Regions from separate parts of the Homo sapiens genome. Here region 1 is linked to region 2. Evidence: read pairs that join two places in POLR2A ChIA-PET (ENCODE). Cell type or tissue: MCF 10A. All regions are shown on one strand. Each heading gives the region's core, and the rest is flanking DNA. Links, peaks and the distances in the headings are about the cores only.

The links. ChIA-PET counts read pairs that join two places held together with the same protein. Peaks named below come from ENCODE experiments on the same cell type or tissue, not always from the same donor. Only the 100,000 strongest peaks of a DNase experiment are listed, where the experiment ranks them.
Region 1: POLR2A ChIA-PET joins it to region 2 with 5 read pairs; 3 of 35 experiments call an interaction of 5 or more read pairs at or near these places.

The regions. Positions count from the first base shown.
Region 1 is chr17:5,922,668-5,927,058 of GRCh38, forward strand. All of the region lies in intron 3 of LOC339166 (a long non-coding RNA gene), which reads left to right. Among named protein-coding and RNA genes, the nearest start is that of WSCD1, 150 kb to the right of the region's middle. In MCF 10A, for the core only: no CTCF peak of the experiment used is centred there; no DNase peak of the experiment used is centred there.
Region 2 is chr17:6,001,616-6,006,006 of GRCh38, forward strand. No RefSeq gene overlaps it. Among named protein-coding and RNA genes, the nearest start is that of WSCD1, 67 kb to the right of the region's middle. In MCF 10A, for the core only: no CTCF peak of the experiment used is centred there; a DNase peak (open chromatin) is centred at 1,786.

The DNA.
Region 1 (4,391 bases), core at 173-4,172, 79 kb before region 2:
CACTTGCATCACACAACAAATGCACATAGACCGCAGAGACACAGAAGCACATGTACAAATAGAACGGCGCCCTCCCCCTTGCCAAGACATCACATGGCACAAGAAACAAATGGACCAACACAAGGGAAGGTCCCTGACAGTTTGTCCATTGGCCCTCAGAGGCCGATCTGGAGCAGCTGAGACACCCTTTTCAATCCCCCAGTCTGGCTTGGGTGCCTTCCTCTCTGTCACCTCTCTCTGTCCCTCCTCTTCTTGCAACAAGTCCACTAGGCCTCTCTAGCACATGGTAGAGAATGTGCTACCACCACACCAGGACTGTTGGCTAACTTGTTTGCTTTCCTCTCTTTCCTATCCATTGGATATAAGGTTCTTTTTTTTGTTTGTTTGTTTTTTGAGACAGAGTCTCAGAGTGCAGTGGAGCCATCTTGGGTCACTGCACCCTCCGCCTCCCAGGTTCAACCAATTCTCCTGTCTCAGCCTCCCAAGTAGCTGGGACTACAGAAACAAGCCACCATGCCTGGTGAATTTTTGTATTTTTGGTAGAGATGGGGTTTCACTATATTGGTCAGGCTGGCTCAGACTCCTTTACCTCAGGTGATCGATCCACTCGGCCTCCCAAAATGCTGGGATTACAGGCGTGAGTCACCGCGCCCAGCCACATATAAGGTTCTTGAAGGTAGAGTCTGTGTTCTATGTATCTCTGAGTCTCTGGCACTTTGCAGTGTCTGGGGTATAGGACAGGGTTAGTGTATAACGAATGAATAAATGGATCAAGCTATCCAAATGTGTGTATATTTACAAAAGGAAATGTTCAACCTTCATCACTATCAAAGAAATGCAAATTAAAATGAGATGCAATTTTACACCTATTAAATTAACACAAATTAAGAAATATAATTATGACACCCAGGACTAACACAGTCATGGTCTAGGCATGGCACCCATACATTGCCGGTGGCAGTGTGTAAATTGGGTGCAGCCCCTTTGGAAAACAGTTTGATTGTATGTATCAAGAGTCATTAAAAGGCTGACAGCCTTTGGTGCAGTGATCGCACCCCTAGGAATTTATCCAAAGGTAATTACCAAAAACAAGAAGGACATTTGCTGATGGTCGTTGGAAGTGTCATTTGCCATCACACAAGGCCTTGATTTCAGAACCCAAAATTGGGATACACATTCTGACGCATTGAACTTGAGGATAGCTGGGAAGAATAGCTGCAGAGAACTGGGAACAGGGGCTGACCATGACTGAATTGGGGACGGCAAAGATAGGGAAGTACATTTCCTGACGTCAGGGCTCTGGCAGGCATTGTTCACTCCTGTATCCTCGGCTCCTAGTGGAGTATCTGGTACACAGTAGGGTTAAGTGATATATACCTTAATATATTTAATCATGATATATGTTTTTATTTATTTAGCTAGCACAGATATACATACACTCTGAATAGGATGCTCTGTGGCCATTAAAGTTCATTAATATGCAAACGTGTTTAAGATACAATGTTGTAAAGAATTGATATTTCTTATTCTGCATAAAAAGGATTTATGTGAAGGGAAACGGAGGTGAAGAGAGGTCAAGCGACTTGCTCATGCCACACAGCCCTGAGTGGGGCAACCCTGGCCCAAACCCCAGTCTGTTGGACTTAACCACTGGTCTTTGCTGTCTTCAGAACACCCTGAGTTATTCTACTCTGAGGGCCTGAGCTCTAAGGGTCCTGGGTCCTGAAGTCCTGAGGTCCTGAGGTCCTGAGTTCTGAGATCCTGAGGTCTTGAGGTCTTGAGATCCTGAGGTCTTGCGGTCCTGGATCCTGAGATCTTGAGGTCCTGAGGTACTGGGTCCTGAGATCCTGAGGTCCTGAGGTCCTGGGTCCTGAGGTCCTGAGATCCTGAAGTCCTGGGTCCTGAGATCCTGAGGTCTTGAGGTCCTGGGTCCTCAGGCCCTGAGTTCTTGAAGTTCTGAGGTCCTGAGGTCTTGAGGTCCCAAAGTCCTGAGATCTTGAGGTCCTGGGTCCTGGATCCTGAGGTTCTGAAGTCCTGTGTTCTGAGGGTCCCATGGCCTGAGGTCCTGAGATCCTGAGATCCTTAGATCCTGTGGTCATGGGTCCTGAGTCCTGAGGTGAAAAGCACTGTTGGGGTGTCTGCTGGAGAAGAGATATTTTCCCATGAGAGTTCCCTTCCTTTGCGAATCCTTAATAATCCGAGCTCCTTTGTAGACATAAACACACTAGCCTTTCTTAATGATGTATGCATTTCATTGTGATGGGTAAGGTACAGATTTACTTTTGAAAGGTGAATAAATTTGCTTTTTGTTTTTTCAAGTATGCATTTTCTCAGAGAAAAGATGCTAAAAGGTTGACTACAATTTTGCAAGCGTCCAAGGGATTTTTTGTTGGTACAATAAAATCCTCACGGTGAAAATGTAGAGAATGCAGATTGAGTGCACTGAACCCAAGGGTGCAGGGGCTGGGGTTACAAGGAGGGAGCAGGAATGTCCCAAGGGGACCCTTCCATGCAGGGTGAGATACTGGGGTCCCGGTCCTGGGACCAGAGAGCTTCTCCTGGCTGACTGTCCCTCTTGCCTGGAGTCCCGCAGGTGCTGGTGGGGAGAGTTGGAAAGGCACTCCCATTAGACCTGATTTTCTGTTTTCTGCTTCTGTCAGTGTCTCTGAGGGAGACTTACCTAGGGCTAGTGGGGCTTTGGACTTAAGAGAGTTTTGCTTCTGATTTGGGAAGAAAGCAGGACTCTCCCTTCTCCCTAAGCCCACCTCATGACCACAGAGTCTCATAGAGTTGTGGAGGAGAGGGTCCTGGGCACGCTGACTCCTGATACTGGGAGATGTGAGTCATGCCCCACCTCGCTTGAATCAATGTCTTTTTTTAGAATTTAAAATATTAAAAAAACTTGGAAATAATTTTAGATTTACAACAAGGTTTCAAAAATAGTACTGAGTCCCTTTGTACCTTTACCCAGCTTCTCCAAGTGTTATCGTCTTCCATACTCACAGTATCATGATCACGACCAGGAATTTAGCATCGATATGATAATCTAACTAATCTGTTCATATTTTGCCAATTGCCTACATTGTGTTTCGTTGTCAAAGTTTCTTGTTTCCTTCAGTCTGAGATAGTCCTCAGTCTATCTTTTATGGTTTGGAAACTTTTGAAGAATACTGGCCATCTGTTCGGCAGGCTGTCTCCTCACTGTGGTTTGCCTGATGTTTGCTCACGATTACATTGAGGATTGCCTTTTTGCAAGAATCCTGCAGAAGTGATGCTGTGTCCTCAGTATAGCCTATCAGGAGACACGCAAAGTCAGTTCATCTTGGTTAAAGTGGTGTCCGCCTGGTTTTTACACTCGTCTCTACTCTCTCTTTTTTTCCTTTGAGACAGGGTTTTGCTCTGTTGCCCAGGCTGGGGTGCAGTGGCACAATTACCATCACCACGTGCTTTAGCCTTGACCTTTCAGACTCAAGTGATCCTCCCACCTCAGCCTCCCAAGCAGCTGAGATTACAGGAACATGCCACCATGCCTGGCTAATTTTTTATTTTTTGTAGAGACGGGGTAACCCTAGGTTGCTTGAGCTTGTCTTGAACTCCTGGGCTCAAGTGATTCTCCCAGCTCAGTCTCACAAAATGCTGGGATTACAGGTGTGAGCCACCTCACCCGGCCTCTTCCTTTCTTTACCTGTGTAATCCCTCTTCACTGGCTGGGCGCGCAGTGGCTCACGCCTGTAATCTCAGTACTTTGGGAGGCTGAGGCAGGTGGATCACCAGGTCAGGAGTTCAAGACCAGCCTGGCCAAGATAGTGAAACCCCGTCTCTACTAAAAATACAAAAATTAGCTGGGCATGGTGGTGGGCACCTGTAATCCCAGCTACTAGGGAGGCTGAGGCAGAGAATTACTTGAACCCGGGAGGCGGAGGTTGCAGTGAGCCGAGACCGTGTCACTGCACTCCAGCCTGGGCAACAAAGCGAGACTCTATTTCAAAACAAAAACAAAAACAAAAAAGACTTTCAGCTCCCCTTGTTTATCCTCACTTTATAGTGGGTGGCACAGAGTCTCAGAAAGGTGAGGAAAGCTGCCCAAGGTCACACAGCCAGGACATGGTCTGCTCCCAAGTCCATGTTTTTCCCTCGTTCTCCAAGATCAAGTCTTGCTCAAAGTCACTGAGAATTTCACTCTGCTGGGACACAAGCCCAAACTCCTGTGCCACCTCCCTGGAGAGTTGGGAACCAAGGAAATAATGAACATAAAATGTATATAGCGCTTTATAATTGACAAGACTGTCCATCTTTATGGCAGACACCTGAGTCAGGTGGCGCTATCTTCATTTCGTAGAAGATGAAGCTGAGGGTGAGGGAGTTTGTGTGTCCTGCTCAAAGTCTCAGCC
Region 2 (4,391 bases), core at 263-4,262:
CAGGGAGCAGCAGAGGGCTGTGGGTGGAGCATGGGGCTCGAGATCAGGAGACTCGGGTTAGAATCCCAGCTGGGCCAGAAAACCCTTAGGAGCCACGGGTTCCTGTTCCCATCCATCTTCTCCCATAGTGGCCATGAGGACCAATCCTGTGAACAAATGGGCACCAGCGTGCTCCTGTAACCTGGGATATGCTATTAAGAAGCATCCCAAGGCTGGGCATGGTGGCTCACGCCTGTAATCCCAGCACTTTGGGAGGCTGAGGCGGGTGGATCACCTGAGGTCGGGAGTTTGAGACCAGCTTGACCAACATAGAGAAACCCTGTCTCTACTAAAAATACACAAAATTAGCTGGGCGTGGTGGTGCATGCCTGTAATCCCAGCTACTCGGGAGGCTGAGGCAGGAGAATCGCTTGAACCTGGGAGGCGGAGGTTGCAGTGAGCCGAGATTGCGCCATTGCACTCCAGCCTGGGCAACAAGAGTGAAACTCCGTCTCAAACAAAACAAAACAAAACAAAACAAAGAAAGAGAAGCATCCCAGAGTGCCGGGCGTCTTTTTAGGGTGGGGAGGGGCAGACAGTCAGGAAGAGGCTGGTGCTCATAGACCGTGACCCTGGGCCTGCTTGCTCTTTGCCATTCCACATACACTTGGGTTTTTCATTTTCATGGGACTGGGCATTCAGGCCCCGTGTCTAGCCAAAGGCCTGAAGGGTGGTTGTCCTTGAAGTGGTAATTGCTTTAATGGCAAAGGGGTTTGCAGTGTACTTTGTAAAAGCCTCGGCCACAGGAGCGTGGAGGCTGCATGTGACACACACCATTCAGGCCTCTGGCTCTGCCATAAACCACTCCAGCTCCAGGAGTGTAGTAGCGGGGAGCAGGCAGGGGTGCCCAGTCCCAAATGCCATATCAAGATGCACACCTGGAGCTGAGCCCCGGCTGGGCTGCACTCACTGCGTGATCCTGAGTAGGTCACTTGTCTTCCAGGAACCCATCTTCTCATCTGTAAGTTAGCCCTCACATCAAAATCCCAAGAAGATACAAAGGCGGAAAAGTAATCATGAGTGTGAAAGTGTCTCGTAAGGTAGAAAACACTGTCCAGACTTAAGGAGTGGCTGTCAAGTCATTGCCTGACCCACGTAGGCCATTGCCAGGTCGTAGAGAGCACCTGTTGGATCGTCTTGGCCACAGTGGATGAGCCCCTGATTCAACCTGTACCGGTCATGGGGCTTCCCATGGTGTCCACTGCCCTGGTCAGTGTGCTTAGCTCAAGGTTGGGCACTAAAGGTAGGCTGTTTTCCTGGGAATTTGGAAGACATCCTATCCTTGCTCTGGCCATCTCTTTAAAAAAGCAGAATTCAACCCAGCAGTGAGAGAGACCTGTGTTCTGTCTTGGGGTCTGGGGAGCAGAGAAACCAGGCATCTGTGAGAGAGAAAAATTAGGACGGACAGAGAGGAGCACAGAGGAGGGGTGCAGGGAGAGTCCAGGGGGCTTCATTCCTCCTCCAGCTATTTATGTCTTCAGGCCCAGGTGCTTCCTACCTATGGGTTCTCCAGGTTATCCTTGTGTCCTCTCCTTGTATAAACTCCCTCTTTACTCAGGCTGCAGAGGGTCTTCGTTTATTTCAAGGAAAAGTCCTTCTAACTTCTACAGGGCCAAAGCATGCATGTATCATATTAATGTCAATCCTGTGCCAGACCCTTTGTAAAATTAAGTACTTCAAACTTAAAATAATTCAAACTTAAGGCTGTTGGAACATTCCGTTATTCTGAGCCTTGAGAGGAATGTGGCTATGCAGTCTGAGTCATGCAGCAGGCAGCTGCAACTTCTGCCTTTTTGTTTGTTTGTTTTTGAGATGGAGTTTCACTCTTGTTGCCCAGGCTGGAGTGCAATGGCACAATCTCGGCTCACCGCAACCTCCGCCTCCTGGGTTCAAGTGATTCTCTTGCCTCCCAAGTAGCTGGGATTGCAGGCATATGCCACCACGCCCAGCTAATTTTGTATTTTTAGTAGAGATGGGGTTTCTCCATGTTGGTCAGGCTGGTCTCGAATTCCCAACCTCAGGTGATCCACCCGCCTTGGCCTCCCGAAGTGCTGGGATTACAGGTGTGAGCCACCATGTCCGACTTTTTCTTTTTCCTGTAAATAATTAAGACCAAATGGTGCCAGAGATGAAACCATCTCAGATAACTGCCCTTCCTCACGGAGTAATAGTCTTCCTTGGAACGTATTAATAGCAATCTGTAGCGAATCAAATTGCTGTAATGTGTGTACTGCTCTTGTATGGAAATTGCAGTAATTCTGCTAACATCTCTCTGACTCTGCCTATATCAGTAAAACCTTAACTTTTCCACTTTGGAACTCTGACTTCATTCGTTTGAAGTCAGTGTCTTCTGGGCAGCCATCTTCCAGCTTTGTGCTGAAATAAACTCCATACTTAATCATATTTTCTGAATCTCATTATTTAATGTTGACAGCTCTTAAGCGTCTTTAAACTTTTCCATGGATGTTAAATATACGTGCATTAAAGTATGTAAAGTGTATCTCAGGTACACAGCTGGTTAGATTTTGTGTACGCCCATGAAACCACTGGTCAGATCAAGACACAAACATTTTTAGCCTCCAGAAGGTACTTTTCTACCACTTTCTGATCAGTTACAAAATCTCTTCCTTGTTCAATTCCCACCTATGAGTGAGAACATGCAGAACACAGGGACACAGGAAGGGGAGCATCACACACCAGGGCCTGTTGTGGGATGGGGGGAGGGGGGAGGGATAGCATTAGGAGATTCACCTAATGTTAAATGACGAGTTACTGGGTGCAGCACACCAACATGGCACATGTATACATATGTAACTAACCTGCACTTTGTGCACATGTACCCTAAAACTTAAAGTATAATAAAAAAAAAGAAAATGAAATGAATTAAGTTTTAAAAACACAGTAGGCTTTCAATAAATGGTAGCTGTATTTCTTTGGTAGGAAAAAAAAAATCTCTTTCTTGAGGTAACCACTATTCTGACTTATCTAAACAGACATTTTGGGTATGGTTATACATTATCTCACTGGTTCTTTTATATTAAAAAAGCTAATTATAAAATGTTTCAAACATTCAGAAAAGCACAGAAGATAATATGATACCTATGAATCGAATTTCCAGATTTAATAGAATTAAATATTGTTCATATTTGCTTTTCTTTCTTGTCTTGCATATCATATGTCTAGGTGTGGATTTACTTTTTTTAAAAAGAAGTTTTGTTAGTTTCAGATTGAAGAAGTCTGAGGATTCATGTCTTTCATCCGTTATGGAACATTCCAACACATTCTCTCTTCTGTGTTTGTTTATTTTCCCTAACGTTTGTTGAGAACTATAGCACACATATAGAAAGGTCCACAAAAGAAAGAAGTATAGCTCCATATTTTATTGATAATGTATCACAAATTTATCACCCATGAAACTGCTTCCAGGTCGAGAAATAGAGCATTGCCAGCATTCCCAGAAACTGCCCCAAGCTCCTATCCCATCAAAATTAATCATCATTTTTTAATGGCAGTTATTCCCTGGATTTTCTTTATAATTTTACCACTGAAGGATGCATTGCTAATGCCAAGGTTTATTTTTTTCTGCTTGCACATGTCTTTGTTTTTGGTTTCCTGAGCAACTTTTTATCCAACGATCTGTCATTCTTTAAGATCAATTAACCCAGGATCATTAATATCTTTTTTTTTTAGTAAAACTTTCTTTCTGCACTGTTAATATTGTAGTTAATTTATTTAGGGATATGCAGTTTTTAAAAGTAAGATTTTTAACACTGCCACCGACAGTGTAAAAGCATTCTTATTTCTCCACAGCCTCACCAGCATCTGTTGTTTCCTGACTTTTCAATAATTGCCATTCTAAGTGGCTTGAGATGGTATCTCGTTGTGGTTTTGATTTGCATTTCTCTAATGACCAGTGATGATGAGCTTTTTTTCATATGTTTTTTGGCTGCATAAATGTCTTCTTTTGAGAAGTGTCTGTTCATATCCTCCGCCCACTTTTTGTTGGGTTTTTTTTTTTCTTGTGAATTTGTTTAAGTTCCTTATAGATTCTGGATATTAGACCTTCGTCAGATAGGTAGATTGCAAAAATTTTCTCCCATTCTGTAGGTTGCCACATACCAGGGCCTGTCAGGGAGTAGGGGGCCAAGAGGAGGGAGAGAGCATTAGGACAAATACCTAATGCATGTGGGGCTTAAAACCCAGATGACAGATTGATAGGTGCAGCAAACCACCACGGCACGTGTATACCTATGTAACAAACCTGCACATTCTGCACATGTATCCCAGAACTTAAAGTAAAATAAGAAAATATAAAGTAAGCTTTTTATTCTAGAATAGTTTTGTTATTTACA